Regions from separate parts of the Homo sapiens genome. Here region 1 is linked to region 2. A link is a loop called in an ENCODE intact Hi-C map of the cell type or tissue named here. Cell type or tissue: heart right ventricle. All regions are shown on one strand.

Region 1 (8,000 bases), 340 kb before region 2:
CATCAGATTAGTTAGATACAGAGTTTCAACACACAGGTTCTCCAAGGCCCCACCAGAGCAGCTAGATACAGAGTGTCGATTGGTGCACTCACAAACCTTCAGCTAAACACAGGGTGCTGATTGGTGTGTTTACAAACCTTGAGATAGATACAGAGTGCCGATTGGTGTATTTACAATCCTTGAGCTAGACATAAAGGTTCTCCATGTCCTCACCAGAGCAGCTAGATACAGAGTGTCGATTGGTGCACTCACAAACCTTGAGCTAAACACAGAGTGCTGATTGGTGTATTTACAATCCCTGAGCTAGATATAAAGACTCTCCACGTCCCCACCAGACTCAGGAGCCCAGCTGGCTTCACCTAGTGGATCCTGCACCGGGGCTGCAGGTGGAGCTGCCTGCCAGTCCTGCACCGTGTGCTCGCATTCCTCAGCCCTTGGGTGGTCGATGGGACTGGGCGCAGTGGAGCAGGGGGTGGTGCTCGTCGGGGAGGCTCGGGCCGCACAGGAAACCATGGAGTGGGTGGGAGGCTCAGGCATGGCGGGCTGCAGGTCCCGAGTCCTGCCCCATGGGAAGGCAGCTAAGGCCCTGGCAAGAAATCGAGCGCAGCGCCGGTGGGCCAGCACTGCTGGGGGACTCAGTACACCCTCCGCAGCCACTGGCCCGGGTGCTAAGTCCCCCATTGCCCGGGGCCAGCAGGGCTGGCTGGTTGCTCCGAGTGCGGGGCCCGCCAAGCCCACGCCCACCCGGAACTCCAGCTGGCCCACAAGCGCCGCATGCAGCCCCGGTTCCCACTGGTGCCTCTCCCTCCACACCTCCCTGCAAGCTGAGGGAGTGGGCTCCGGCCTTGGCCAGCCCAGAAAGGGGCTCCCACAGTGCAGTGGGGGGCTGAAGGGCTCCTCAAATGCCACCAAAGTGGGAGCCCAGGCAGGGGAGGTGCCGAGAGCAAGCGAGGGCTCTGAGGACTGCCAGCATGCTGTCACCTCTCATTTGGTTTTCTGTTCTTGTGATAGTTTGCTGAGAATGATGGTTTCCAGCTTCATCTATGTCCCTGCAAAGGACATGAACTCATCCTTTTTTTATGGCTGCATAGTATTCCATGGTGTATATGTACCACATTTTCTTTATCCATTCTATCATTCATGGACATTCAGGTTGGTTCCAAGTCTTTGCTATTGTGAATAGTGCCGCAATAAACATATGTGTGCATGTGTCTTTATAGTAGAATGATTTATAATCCTTTGGGTATATACCCAGTAATGGGATTGCTAGGTCAAATGGTATTTCTGGTTCTAGATCCTTGAGGAATCGCCACACTGTCTTCCACGATGTTTGAACTAATTTACACTCCCACCAACAGTGTAAAAGTGTTCCTATTTCTCCACATCCTCTCCAGCATCTGTTGTTTCCTGACTTTTTAATGTTTGCCATTCTAACTGGTGTGAGATAGTATCTCCTTGTAGTTTTGATTTGCATTTCTCTAATGACCAGTGATAATGAGCATTTTTTCATATGTTTGTTGGCTGTATAAATGTCTTCTTTTGAGAAGTGTCTGTTCATATCCTTTGCCCACTTTTTACTGGGGTTGTTTTTTCTTGTAAATTTGTTTAAGTTCTTTGTAGATTCTGGATATTAGACCTTTGTCAGATGGATAGATTGCAAAAATTTTCTCCCATTCTGTAGGTTGCCTTTCACTCTGATGATAGTTTCTTTTGCTGTGCTCTTTAGTTTAATTAGATTCCATTTGTCAATTTTGGCTTTTGTTGCCATTGCTTTTGGTGTTTTACTCATGAAGTCTTTGCCCATGCCTACGTCCTGAATGGTATTGCCCAGGTTTTCTTCTAGGATTTTTATGGCTTTAGATCTTATGTTTAAGTCTTTAATCCATCTTGAGTTGATGTTTGTGTAAGGTGTAAAGAAGGGGTCTAGTTTCAGTTTTCTGCATATGGCTAGCCAGTTTTTCCAACACCATTTATTAAATAGGGAAACTTTTCCCCATTGCTTGTTTGTGTCAGGTTTGTCAAAGATCAGATGGTTGTAGATGTGTGGTGTTATTTCTGAGGGCTCTGTTCTGTTCCATTGGTCTATATATCTGTTTTGGTACCAGTACCATGATGTTTTGGTTACTATAGCCTTGTAGTATAGTTTGAAGTCAGGTAGCATGATGCCTCCAACTTTGTTCTTTTTGCTTAAGATTGTCTTGTCTATGTGGGTTCTTTTTTGGTTCCATATGAAGTTTAAAGTAGTTTTTTCCAATTTTGTGAAGAAAGTCAATGGTAGCTTGATGGGGATAGCATTGAATGTATAAATTACTTTGGGCAGTATGGCCATTTTCACGATACTGATTCTTCCTATCCATGAGCATGGAATGTTTTTCCATTTGTTTGTATCCTCTCTTATTTCCTTGAGCAGTGGTTTGTAGTTCTCCTTGAAGAGGTCCTTCACATCCCTTGTAAGTTGTATTCCTAGGTATTTTATTTTCTTTGTAGCAATTGTGAATGGGAGTTCACTCATGATTTGGCTTTCTGTTTGTCTGTTTGTCTGTGTATAGGAATGCTTGTGATTTTTGCACATTGATTTTGTATCCTGAGACTTTGCTGAAGTTGCTTATCAGCTTAAGGAGATTTTGGGCTGAGAGGACTTTTTTTTTTTTTTTTGAGATGAAATCTTGCTCTGTCTCCTAGGCTGGAGTGCAGTGGCGTGATCTCGCCTCACTGAACCCCTCCCCTCCTAGGTTCAAGCAATTCTCCTGCCCCAGCCTCTTGAGTAGGAGGGATTACAGGCTCCTACCACCATGCCTGGCTAATTTTTTTTTCTTTTTTTGAGACAGAGTCTCACTCTTGTCACCCAGGCAGGAGTGCAATGGCATGATCTCGGCTCACTGTAACCTCCACCTCCCAGGTTCAAGCGATTCTCCTGCCTCAGCCTCCCGAATAGCTGGGGTTACAGGTGGGCACCACCACGCCTGGCTAATTTTGTATTTTTAGTAGAGGACGGGTTTCACCATGTCGTTCAGGCTGGTCTTGAACTCCTGACCTCAGGTGATCCACCCGCCTCGGCCTCCAAAAGTGCTGGGATTACAGGTGTGAGCCACCTTGCCCAGACTAATTTTTGTATTTTTAGTAGAGACAGGGTTTCGCCATGTTGACCAGGCTGGTTACAAACTCCTAACCTCAAGTGATCTGCCCACCTCAGCCTCCCAAAGTGCTGGGATTACAGGTGTGAGCCAGGCACATTGTAAGCATTTTCCATGTCATTAAAACATCCTTGATTTTTAAATGGCTATATAATATTCCAGTGTTTGGATGCACAATAATTTGTTTATTTTAGCATAGCACTTTTACATTTTTTTCTATTAAAAATTAACAAGTGACCAGGTGTGGTGGCTCACACCTGTAATCCCAGCACTTTGGGAGGCCGAGGCAGGCAGATCACCTGAGGTCGGGAATTCCAGACCAGCTTGACCAGCATGGAGAAACCCCATCTCTACTAAAAAAATACAAAATTAGCCAGGAGTGGTGGCACATGCCTGTAGTCCCAGCTACTCGGGAGGCTGAGGCAGGAGAATCACTTGAACCTGGGAGGTGGAGGTTGCAGTGAGCCAAGATTGTGCCATTGCACTCCAGCCTGGCAATGAGAACAAAACTCAGTTTCAAAAAAAAAAAAAAAAATTAACATGTTCGTATACAAATCTTTGTATCTCTGATGCTTTCTTTCTTTTTTTTGAGGGGTCTCACTCTGTCACCCAGGCTGGAGTGCAGTGGCATGATTATATTTCACTGCAGCCTCATCCTCCCAGGATCAAGTAGCTGGGACCACAGGTGTGCACCACGATGCCTGGCTAATTTTTTGTATTTTTTTTTGTAGAGACAGGGTTTTGCCATGTTGCCCAGGCTGGTCTCGAACTCCTGAGCTCAAGCAATCCTCCTGCCTCGACCTCCCAAAGTGTTGGGATTACAGGCATGAGCCGCCACGCCCGGCCTCTGATACTTTCTTTAAAAAGTTTTATAAAAAAAAGTTTTATCATGGAACATTTCAAACATGTACCAAAGTAAACAGAATAGAATAAAGAACCCCCATGTATCTATCACCCAGCTGCAGTAATTCTCACTCTTGTCCAATCTTGTTTTCTCCTCCCTCATTTATTTCAAATTCCAGGTATCATGTTATATCAGTCTATTGATTTCTTCAGGCTGGATTCTTAACATAAGGATCTCTGAGTCACAGGATAGAAACATTTTTAAAGATTTTGGCTTTATTTTACCAGCATCTCTGCTAGAAAGTTTGTACAAATTTACACCCTCACCAATTGTTCATGAAAGTGCTTGTCTTATTGCACCCTGACCTGCATTGATCTTTAGTTGTAACACACACACACACACACATACGCACAGAGATACACAGATACACAGACAGACACACATTTTTGCCAACTTGATAGGTGAAAAGTGTTTTATACAGTATACATTTGTTTGATTGATTGCTAGGCTTATATTAAGTAGGCATCTGGTGACTCCAGTGGAGCAAATCCTCCTGAAGGTGCCCTAAACATGCTGGCACCTCCTGGGGACCTCAGCTGAGGCCTGTGGGGGTGGAGGTGGGAGGGTACAGCTTTTCATCTGTGCTGGGACCTGGGAGCTTCCCCCTGCCCTTAGAGCGGGGAGGAGCTTGAAAAGATTTTCCTCCTCATCTCCCGGCAGCCACCAGGGGTCAGGATGGGGCCAGAGATGCTGCTGGTGGGAGAGGGTGAAGATGGCCAGCTGCCAGACACTGCATTTCCTCTGTCTGGCCACTGCTGGCTGGTTGCACAGCTCCCCTCTGCTTATCAGATCATGATTCCAGAATGTTCTTCATGGCTGGCCTTCGCTGTCTGACTGTCCCCGCCTCTCACTGCTCCCAGGTTTGGCTTGCTGAAAAGGGAACCTGCTTGACAGATACCACCCTGGACATATAATGGTTTTGCTTTGTTTCTCTACACATCTCTGTGAGACTGGGTTCACTATGGCACAGGGATTTTTAACCTGAGATCCATGAACTGAAAGACCCAAGGACAGGCCTTAGGGACTGTAAACCCTCTGAAATTGGGCAAATGGGGTATACATCTCCTTTTTCCCCGTCTGGGGAGAGAACAATAGCTTTGTGAGATTCATGGCCCCCAAAGTCCAGCATCTTCCGGTACCCCTCCTCCCTCCTTAGCCCATTTGCTTCCTATGATGGCTGCAAAGAGAGAAACTTGCTGTTGGAAACAGGGGGCCTTGGGAGTCAGGCTAAGGGATTGGACCTTCCTCCTCACCCAATGAAACTGAGAGAAGAACCTGCATTTTCCCTGGGGTGGGATGCACTGGTAAAGGGGAAGTGGGCAATACTGTCAACCCCTGGGGCAACCATCGGGGCTGTACTGGATCTAGGTACACAGTGAGGTACCCTGCCTCATACTGATGTGCACATGCTTGTGTGCTGTTAATGACTGGGTCCAGGGAGCAGAGGATGAGGGAAGAAGGCTGATCTCAAGCTAGTGGTCTTGCAGCCTATATCTCTGAGCCCTGGGCAGTGGCATGAGCAAGATGCCCAAAATGTAGCAAGCAGCCAGGTTACTTTCTGCTGGGGTACTGCTTATTTTGCTTATTTTAGTCTTAATAAAGCAAAGTAAAGTCTTATTTTGCTACAACTTGATCTAAGTATTAACTCTTGTGCAAGTGTGGGTGGGATGTGCGGTTAGGACTCACGAGACTCTCAGAGCAATGCAGCCTTGCTCTACAGCAAAAAGAGGAGCTGGGGGCTTGGCGAGGCTGAGGGTCAAGGCCAGAGTTGTCCAGGACATCAGATATGCGGAAAAAACCTGAGCATTACTAAATCCCATACTAGTGCTTCATTTTATCTCACAGTAATGATTTATATTTGTACATAAACTAAGGCTGGGCACAGTGGCTCATTCCTGTCATCCCACACTTTGGGAGATGAAGGTGGAAGGATTGCTCGAGGCCAGGAATTTGAGACCAGCCTGGGCAACATAGTGAGATCCCATCTCTACAAAAAATTTGAGAAAACACTTGCGCTAGGTGTTTGAGACCAGCCTTGGGAACATGGCAAAACCCCATCTCTACAAAAAAACCCCAAAACTAGCTGGATGTAGTGGTGCATAGCTGAGGTCCCAGCTACTTGGTAGGCTGAGGTGGGAGGATTGCTTGATTCTGGGAGGCAGAGGTTGCAGTGAGCTGAGATGCGCCATTGCACTCTAGTGAGACTTTGTCTCAAAAAAAAAAAAAAAAAAAAACCAAAACCAAAAAAATTAAAAAAGCTAGCCAGGTGTGGTGGTGTGCCCCTGTAGTCCCAGCTACTCCAGAGGCTGAGGTGGGAGGATCACTTAAGCCCCATACTTTGAGGTTGCTCTTTCTCCAAAAAAAAAAAAAAAAAGGCAGGGCAGTGGCTCATGCCTGTAATCCCAGCACTTTGGGAAGCCGAGGTGGACAGATTACCTGAGGTCAAGAGTTCGAGACCAGCCTGGCCAACATGGTGAAACCCCATCTCTGCTAAAAATACAAAATTAGCCAGGCTAAGGCATGGCGGTGCATGCCTGTAATCCCAGCTACTTGGGAGGCTGAGGCTGTGTTTTAGTAGAGGCCATGTTGGCCAGGCTGGTCTCGAACTGCCAACCTCAGGTGATCTGCCCACCTGGGCTTCCCAAAGTGCTAGGATTACAGGCATGAGCCACTGTGCCCGGCCTACTTGGAGCTATTTTGAAATACATAATAGATTATTATAAACTATAGTCACTTTACTGATCTATCAAACACTAGGTTTTATTTCTTCTATCAAACCGTATATTCTTCTATTAAACCATATATTCATCCCCCCACCCCCTTCCTGGCCTCTGGTTACCACAAATCTACTCTCTATGTTCATGAGATCCACATTTTTAGCTTCCACATATAAGTTAGAACATTTTAAACAATTTCCCACCTCAGGTCCAAAAAAGTTAGAACATGTGATATTAATGTTTTTGTGGCTGGCTCATTTCACTTAACACAATGATCTCCAGTTCCATCTATGTTGCTGAAAATGAGAGGATTTTATTCTTTTTTATGGTTGAATAATATTCCATTGTGTATATATACCACATGTTCCTTATCCATTCATTCACTGATGGACACTTAGGTTGATTTCATATTATGGCTACTGTGAATAGTGCTGCAAAAAACATGGGAGTGTAATATCTTTTCAATTTATTGATTTCTTTTCTTTTAGGTACATACCCAGTAGTGAAATTGCTGGGTCATATGGTAATTCTAATTTTTAATTTTTTTTTTTTCTTTATTTGAGATGGAGTTTTGCTCTTGTTGCCCAGGCTGGAGTGCAATGGCACGATCTTGGCTCACCGCAACCTCTGCCTCCCACATTCAAGTGATTCTCCTGCCTCAGCCTCCCGAGTAGCTGGGATTACAGGCACTCACCACCACGCCCAGCTAATTTTGTATTTTTAGTAGAGACAGGGTTTCTCCATGTTGGTCAGGCTGGTCTCGAACTCCCGACCTCAGGTGATCTGCCCGCCTCAGCCTCCCAAAGTGCTGGGATTACAGGCATGAGCCACCACACCTGGTCAAATTTTTAGTTTTTTGTAGAAACTTCATCTTGTTTCCATAGTGGCTGTACTAATAATTTACATTCCTACCAACAGTGCACAAAGATTCTCCTTTCTCTACATCTTCGCTAGCATTTGTTATTCTTTTTTGTTGTTATTGAGAAAAAGTCTTGTTCTGTTGCCCAGGCCAGAGTGCAGTGGCACGATCTTGGCTCACTGCAACCTACGCCTCCTGGGTTCAAGCAATTCTTGTGCCTCAGCCTCCCGAGTAGCTGGGATTACAGACATGCACCACCATGCCCAGCTACTTTTTGTAGTTTTGGTAGAGGCGGGGTTTTGCCATTTGGTCATGGCTGGTCTCAAACTCCTGGCCTCATGTGATCCACCTGCCTAGGCCTCCCAAATACTGGGATTACAGGCATG
Region 2 (8,000 bases):
AATTTCTGGAGGACAGAAAGTTCTATCCCTGAGGGGCAGGCTACAAGGGAAGCCAAATAACGCTATGAGAGGTTACGTGGTAACCATGCAATCGGAAAAGCGTTACTGTAACTCAAGTGTTTGATGGGGGTCAGGGTAGCATAAAACATCCTTTTCCACAAAAACACAATGCCTGTTTCTGGACCCAGAGACACCATGGCCTTGGGCTGGGCACTTCACCTGAGCGGGGCATAGACTAGCATGTATGCCTGCCTCTCCTCCTCCTGGGGTCTGTGGGTCTTTAGCTCTTGTTCTAATTAACAAAATACCTTCATTCAGGCCTGGGAGTCACTCCACCTCCTTAATGTGACTGGGCCCCTCTCTGCTCTGATGAGTTATGCTGGTTTTACAGTTTACAGCTCAGAGAGCGCTTATGTCTGCTATTTCTTGCAGATGTTTTCACTCTTGCCTCCACGAGGCGGCTAATATTACCCATTTTGAGGATGACAAAATAGTGAGGAAGGTCACAGAGCTGGTCCTCAAAGCGGGACTTGAACCTCGGCCTTCTGACTGCCAATCCTGTTCTTTCCATGCTACTCGTTGTTTAAGAGAAGAAGCCTTCAAGATCTGCAGCTAACCCAACCCCACTGGCTCCGCAACCCTGGGCCCAGCCTGTGCGTCTGCTTCCTCCCCAACTCGCACTGGTCTCAGCAGCCATCCCAGGAGGCGCCCCGGCTCCACGCTTCCCTGGTGCCTCAACTTTATGCACCCAGCATGTCTGGCCACAGCAGCCACCCACTGCATGCACCATACCTCAGTGTCTGTCCACACTACACCACAGTGAGCGGTCCTGGCCTGCCTTGGCGCCACCCTGCGGCTCCTCTCCTTGCCATCCACTCACACTCTTCCTCTGCCGTCTGTGCCACCATCTTTGCAGTTTTCTGCTCCCTTGGCCACAGCTCCAAGATTCTACCTGGTCTCCACTGCTCCATCTGGACTCCTAGGCAGGCTCACTCCCACCTATTGTTCTCTTTTTAGCCTTGGCATTGTCTCCACTCTCTGCCTTTCCATTTATATGGCACAGTAACTAAATGTTTTGCATTTTCCAACACCACACTGACTTCAACTCTTCTGTCCCACCATCAGACCGTTGGGGAAATTTTACAGGTCAGAAATATGTAGATTTATTGTGCCTAGACATCATGTTTTCATTGGCACCACACGCAAAGAATACAAAATCCAAAAGGCACCAACGAATATAGCACATATAGTAAAATTAAGTCACTTCCTAGCCCTCTTCCCCAGGCCCACAAGCCCCCGCTTCCCCTACTCAGGGGCAGCAACTGTAAGCAGTTTCTTATGCTTCCAGACATAGTCCGTGAACCTCTGACTTGGGCGGGATTGCCAGTGTTTCAGCAGCAGCATTGGCAACTTTCTAACCATTTGTAAATGTAATAGTATATAAAGATTTTTTAAAATTCAGCTTCGATTCCACCACCCTAAATTAACTCATGTCATTTCTCTACATTGCATCCCAATTTTTATCTACATACACACATTTTTCATTGTTTTAATCATAGTATGGTTAAAAGTTTAGTTCTACTTCCATTGCTAATTTCTTACACATATTTCATCTTCATTATTTTTAACAGCTACATAATATTCATTTGGGGTAAAACTCAGTTCTTCAGTTTTTATTCCAAGTTTTCACAATTGTAAATATCAGTATAACAATCTATAATTTTTTCTTCTTTGAATTATTGCTTTAGGACAAGTTCCCGGAGTGGTAGTATTGAATCTAAGGAATGTTTCATGTCACATTTAGCCAAATAACTCTCTTAGAAAGGTCAGAGCAGTTGTAATTCCTCATACAGGTATAAGGACACATCTTACTTTTGTTCCATCAAATACAATAATTATACTTATCAACAAAAAATGCTTCCTCATGATGTTCTGTTTATATATTTCTGTAATAAATAAATAACTCAGGTCAATGTCTTCTCTTTAGGTTTCTGTGTTTAATGCAGACTTCTGTTAGAAGCAGTCCTCAGAGCCTGTTGGAATAATGTGAGTGAGTGACTGGTTGGATTTCTAGGACCTCAAAGAGCTTTTAGTTCTTTGTCGCGCCCCACATGAAAGGCAGTTTGGCAAGGTCAAGTATGGTGGGGATGCATTCTCTCTCTCTCTCTCTCTCTCTCTCTCTCTCTCTCTCTCTCTCTCTCTCTCATCCTTGGTAACATTGTTTCATATCCACTGAGCTCTTTTTATGTTACTAGAAAATCCAATCGTGTTTCCAATGTATATTCTTTTAAGAGATCTTCTCTTTTTGCATGTCATCAAAGATGTATTTCCCTTATTATTTAAAATATATATAAGACCCCTCCCACTTTGGAGAGCAGGACCTGGACTTGAACTTGGACTCTTCACTTACTAGTTATATCCCTTGGGCAAATCACTCAGTTTCTTGGAGGTTAATTTCTATCTGTAAGATGGGAGATTAATAATATCTGTCTACCTCACATTGTTGTAAAAATCAAATGAAAAGATGTATAAGTGTGAGAACTGTTTCCTAAATGTTCGTAACTATTCTGTTAGACCATGTAACTCTTCTCTATTTCAAGTCTAATCTCTTATTGATTCTGGAATAAAGTATTCCTGCATCTTTAGTTATTGATTTAGGACCTTTTCTTTCTTTGGCTTACTCAGGAAGTCTAACTATTCAGAAATTGCAATACTCAGATCTATTCCCCAGATCTGCCCTCCTGAAGTGTTTCATTTCTTAATTTAGTTTCTTTAAATTCTGGATCTATTGCTCAGGTTTCTTTACTGATTTAAGTGCCATTTCTGCTTTGTGCAGTTTAAACATGATTTTCAATGTGTCTTTTGCAATAATCATTACTTTCATTCTTTTTTATTCTGACTTTCACTAGGGAGGATGTAATGTCCACTTGATTTCTTTGAAAAGAGGCTCCAGCCATTTTCTGAATTCTGTGTATGGTTCCCTGTGGTTGTTTCTTTCTTTGGGATTAATTAAAATAAAGTTTTTTGTGTGGGCTCATTGGGTGTTTTTTGAAACTTTTTTAGAAAACCCACATTGATTTTTTTTCAGTTTAGTGCATTCTCCCTTAAGTTACTTCAGTGACTGGTCTTTGCTGTACTGCTGAAAATTCTTTAGTAACATTTTTCAATTAATTTTAAGAGAATTTGCAATTAGGAGTTTGACTGGTTTTCTACTCACTCCAATATTTTCCCGGATAATTTTTTTCTACCATGTCAGGCCTTTCTATCTTCTGATTCAATGGAGTCTGGAAAGAATCCAAAGTCTAATTATGGGATTAGAACAAGAAAGCCAAGTACTTTCAATGGAAAACTGAAAAATGCCTTTTTGTGCTTTGTTGCTGCTGTTAAGGCTCAGGCTGAGTCTAAGAAAAGGGAAGAAAGATTGGAATACTGAAATAAAATCTTACCAAAAACGCTTTAATAACCTTACATATTAGCTGCATTCCTAAAGGCTCTGAACCTTCCAGGCATCTCGCAAGCGGCAAGGGCCGCATTCATTTCTTTGGCTATAAATGAAGGGATGCTAAATTATTTCCAAGGTCACTTTTCCATCTCTGAATTTCTACAACATTAAATAATGTTTAAGCTGCGAGTTCAGGCATGAATTAATGTAACCAGAATTATTCCCACTTCTTGCTACCCTGCCCACAAAATGCACACACACACACCCCCACTTTGATTTCCCGATTTTTAAATTGTTCAAATCAATTGTTATGAAACATAAAATGAAGCCGGGAGAGAGAAAATGAGGGAACCGAATACAAAATTCCTCCCTTCTGGAATCAGGGCAGCCTCTGCACCCCCAGATCTCCTCCAACACATGAGGTACTTAAGAGGAGACCCCTCAAGGCAGCACCCTGCCAAGGCATGGTTGAGTCACCAAATCTCAGCCGTTTGGACTGTGAGGGGAGACCCTGCAGCCCTCTGGTGGACAAAAGTGGCATTACAGCCTTCTCTGCATCCAAAAGGTCACAGCCCATCTGAGATGGAAGCGTGATGGATCTATCTGCAAGCGTGACCTGAAATCCTAACCAAGGGCCAACCTGCCCAGGACAGGCTGGATCTTTGCCTCAGAAATGGTGCTTTTGTCATTTTGAGAAACATTATCCCTGCAGATTTCAGATTTGAAACTCAAGAAGGCTATGGTGGATTTCAAATAGGGTAATGTTAAATGGCCTACATTTTTACTAGTATTGTGGGCACTCCTACCAGAAGAAAAATTTTTTAATTCCATATAATTCAGAATGAAGTTAATCAGAATGAAGTTGTTCCCCACTCCTTTCTTGTGTCCTTCCAGCCCTCAGGATGGTAGCAGCTTCCGCTGCCACTAATATGTGGTTGTTTCACCAGCCCATTTGGCTTCTCAGCCCAGTCCAACGTGTAACCAATTTCCTGTTTTAAATTCCCTCTTTGAAATGCCTACAATGATTTTGTTGTGCTTGGCAATAGGAATATGGCAGTGACCAAGACAGACTTCGTTCCAGATCTTATGGAGCTCATAGTCTAGCTCAGGAAAATAAATATTAAATAAGCACTCATTCAGTTAATAATTATTTCAAAAAGGAAGTACATGAGAATGCATAGCAGAGGAACTTAACCTGGAATAAGGATAAATTTTGTAGTTCCACAGGTGACACTAGAAGCTAGAAACTCTAGGCCAGCAGGACTTTACACAGAGACAGTCCCACAGCTATGATGGAAGCACAGAAAGTTGTGATGTTGCCTCTCCTCCTCCCTGGGTCCAGCAGGGAAGAAAGGAAGGGTTCCTAGCCAAAGGCGGAAGTGGAGGATTTCAGGCAGGATTCAGTGCACAGTAGTGACAGAGAAGCAAGGATGGAGTTCTTCTGACAGCCTGCAGGCACCCAAGAAAACTTGGCTCTGCTAGATCTGGCCAGGAAAGAAACCAAAATCTTGAAGGAATGTGTCATCGCCCTGGCAACCTCCAAGCCACGGGAGTCAGACAATGTCCAGACCAAGCCTGACTCAAAAAATGCTTTCCCAAAGATTTAACCTATAATATCACAATATTTCCCCAGTCTCCTCCTGACCAGCATCATATGATAGGGTACGAGGATGGGAGAACCAGCCTGCTGCTGTGCTCTCTTGTCCCAACAGGTGTCTGCTCCTGTCTTGATGAGCTCAAAACATCCTTATCTTCTCTACCTGTCAATACTGATGAACACCAGATTACTCAACACCCTGATGCGCCATGCCAAATCCTAACAACTCTCAATTTATATCAGATGGGATAGGCATACTTTATTCAGCTTTGCTATTTAGATCAGGGGTCCCCAATCCCTGGGCTACAGACCAGACAAGTCCATGACCTGTTAGGAACCAGGCTGCACAGCAGGAGGTGAGTGGTGGGCGACCAAGGGAAGCTTCATCTGTATTTACAGCCACTCCCCATCACTCGCATTACCGCCTGAGCCCTACCTCCTATCAGATCAGCAGAGGCATTAGATTCTCATAGGTGCATGAACCCTATTGTGAACTTCATATGCAAAGGATCTAGGTTTCACACTCCTTATGAGAATCTAATGCCTGATGATCTGTCACTGTCTCCCATCACCCCGATGGGGCCATCTAGTTGCAGGAAAACAAGCTCAGGGGTCCCACTGATTCTACATCATGGTGAGTTGTACAATTACATATATATATATATATATATATATATATATACATATATATATATATGTATATAATATATAATGTAATAATAATAGAAATAAAGTGCACGATAAATGTAATGAGCTTGAATCATCCCAAAATTATCCACCCGCAAACCCCACAGTCCATGGAAAAACTCTTCTACGAAACCAGTCCCTGGTGCCAAAAGATTGGGGACTGCTGATTTAGATCACTGTTTACAAGATCTAAAGTTTTTTGAACAGAGAACTTCTACTCCCTTACCACAGAGGGAAGTCATTACTCGCCGTCCTGCCTTACAGAGTCCCCGATAAGGAATGAGGGAGAGAGCAAAGTTTCAAGTCTTCTCTCTCCAAGTTCACTGCCTATTCTAAGTTAATATTAGATGACCTTAGAATGCCTAAACAATTATAACTCCACATATTACCCCCCACAGGGCCTTGGTCTGTCCTTTGAACTCCAATTACATTTAGTGTACACTGTCAAACTCATGACTCAAGAAGTCATTATGGGTTAGTTGCAGCAACTGAGGCAGGCCAAGAAAAGGAGGGAGCTCTGATGTTGCTTGAGACCCTTGGATGAGGGCCCAGAGCAGCCCTTCTCAATCTGGGCTACATGAGCAAACTAAGCCCTAATGCCCAAAGGCATCTATTTTATGTAATGAATTAACTTATATTTCTCGTTCTTCTAGAATGGAACTAATTATGTCACATCCTAGAGAAACTGAGAAGACAGTCACTCAAATAATGTTCTGTAGACCTTAATTCTTTCCTGGAAATCCTGTTGAGAAAGGCTGGCCTAATAGCAAAAGTAGGTTCCAGTAATACTTTTGTCACTCTCTTGAACCTGTCTAATTCAGAGGACCGTACACAAATGATGACAGTCACACAAGCATCAGCACAACGAGGGAGAAATGTATATTGAAAGGACATGGGTATAAAGACATAGCGAGAAAACATGGAAAAGCTACTAGGCAACCAGAAGAGCCCCAAGAAGGCCACACCCAGGTCTCCCGATGGCCTTTTATCTTCCTTCTGCACAAATGAGATACAGCAGATGCTTATCAATTTAACAAGAGATATCTGACCCCTCCAACTAACCAGACCCATTCCATTTTAGCAGAAGACAACCGAAGAAATTAAACCTATTTTTATCTAGCATGATCGCCTTTGCAGTGTCCATTTTCTGGATATATCCACACAAAACCAGCTTCTCCCCTCATCACCCTCACACTCTCCCACCCTCAGTCCACTGAGCCCTGTGGGAAGGAGTGAAGGGGTGCAGAGGAACTAGTTACCAACAGTGACTATGTTCCATGGGATAAAGAAAGAGTGGGACACTGGAGGGAAGATTCATATGATCTGCCTCGTGGTCCCAGAGTTCTGCCGACTGGGGCAAGGTTGAGCCACTCTGTGGGAGAGATGCAGTGGAAGGGTGGAAAAGAGGTGCTGATGAATCCCACTTAGTTTAGTGCTTTTTTTGGCAGTTGTTTTCTAGGTGTTTCACTGATGCGTCCTATTTCCTCAGCTAGCTTGTAAATTCCTTCAGTGCAAAGATGAAGTTTATGCTGTAAATCTTTAATTTTCTACAGTGTTTAGCACACTGCTTCTCCTGCAGATGCTTGATCAGCATATTGTTGATTAATTAGAATCTGCTTGGGAGGAAAATGGTGTATCCTTGCAACAATTACAGTTAAGGTTTATGTTGAAGTACTGTATGAATATCATGTAGCTTAAAATATTTAATACTTGTGCACTATGAGCCAAAGCTCTCCCCCACATCCTGCCCTGCTATGCTTCATGGGAACCACCCACCTTGAAAATTGGACAGAAACAGAATACTGAGTGGGGAGGGGGCCTCCTCACTGCTGGAATTTAGCAGAGCTCCTCCTGGAAACAGCCCAAAAGTCTCTTTCTCATCTAACTCTTCGGGAACAGCAGGCAAACCAGAAACTGACCGCCCATCTCCTTTCCACCCCTGCTGCCCCCTCCAGTCAGAGGTTTGTCTCATGCTACCCCCATGTGAAAGCAACGCTTTGCTGCTGAACTCTAGAGTCCCAGCAACACTCACCTCTTGCTACTCGCAGTGAGCAATCAGCTTGCATAGCCCATCCCCAGGGCCTTCAGGTCAGCCTCCGGACCACCTCTGGTGGGGTCCTAGTGCTCCTCTGTGGTCTGAAGCCTGTGAAATCTGACTGCCAGTTTCAGGCTGGGGATCACAGGGCCCTGACCCCTGCTGTGGCTCCCAGATCAGCCAGGAGCTTGGATATCAAGACCTTGGAGGGAGTTTGATGCTGAAAACTGACACCAAAC

What was found. Hi-C counts contacts between places; a loop is a spot of excess contacts. Peaks named below come from ENCODE experiments on the same cell type or tissue, not always from the same donor. Only the 100,000 strongest peaks of a DNase experiment are listed, where the experiment ranks them.
Region 1: it touches region 2 in a loop (22-fold over the local background); 42 of 110 quality-filtered maps call a loop at or near these places.

The regions. Positions count from the first base shown.
Region 1 is chr14:23,584,461-23,592,460 of GRCh38, forward strand. No RefSeq gene overlaps it. Among named protein-coding and RNA genes, the nearest start is that of JPH4, 9.7 kb to the left of the region's middle. RefSeq lists an enhancer at 686-1,185. In heart right ventricle, a CTCF peak has its summit at 4,709 (motif pointing right); a DNase peak (open chromatin) is centred at 4,741; H3K27me3 peaks cover 1,048 bases.
Region 2 is chr14:23,925,989-23,933,988 of GRCh38, forward strand. LOC105370411 (a long non-coding RNA gene) reads right to left here and starts at 4,026. Exons shown (of 2, transcript XR_943618.2): 1 at 3,218-4,026; 2 at 1,926-2,033. It also overlaps a transcript of LINC00596 not described here. In heart right ventricle, CTCF peaks have their summits at 3,971 (motif pointing left) and 4,170; a DNase peak (open chromatin) is centred at 3,973.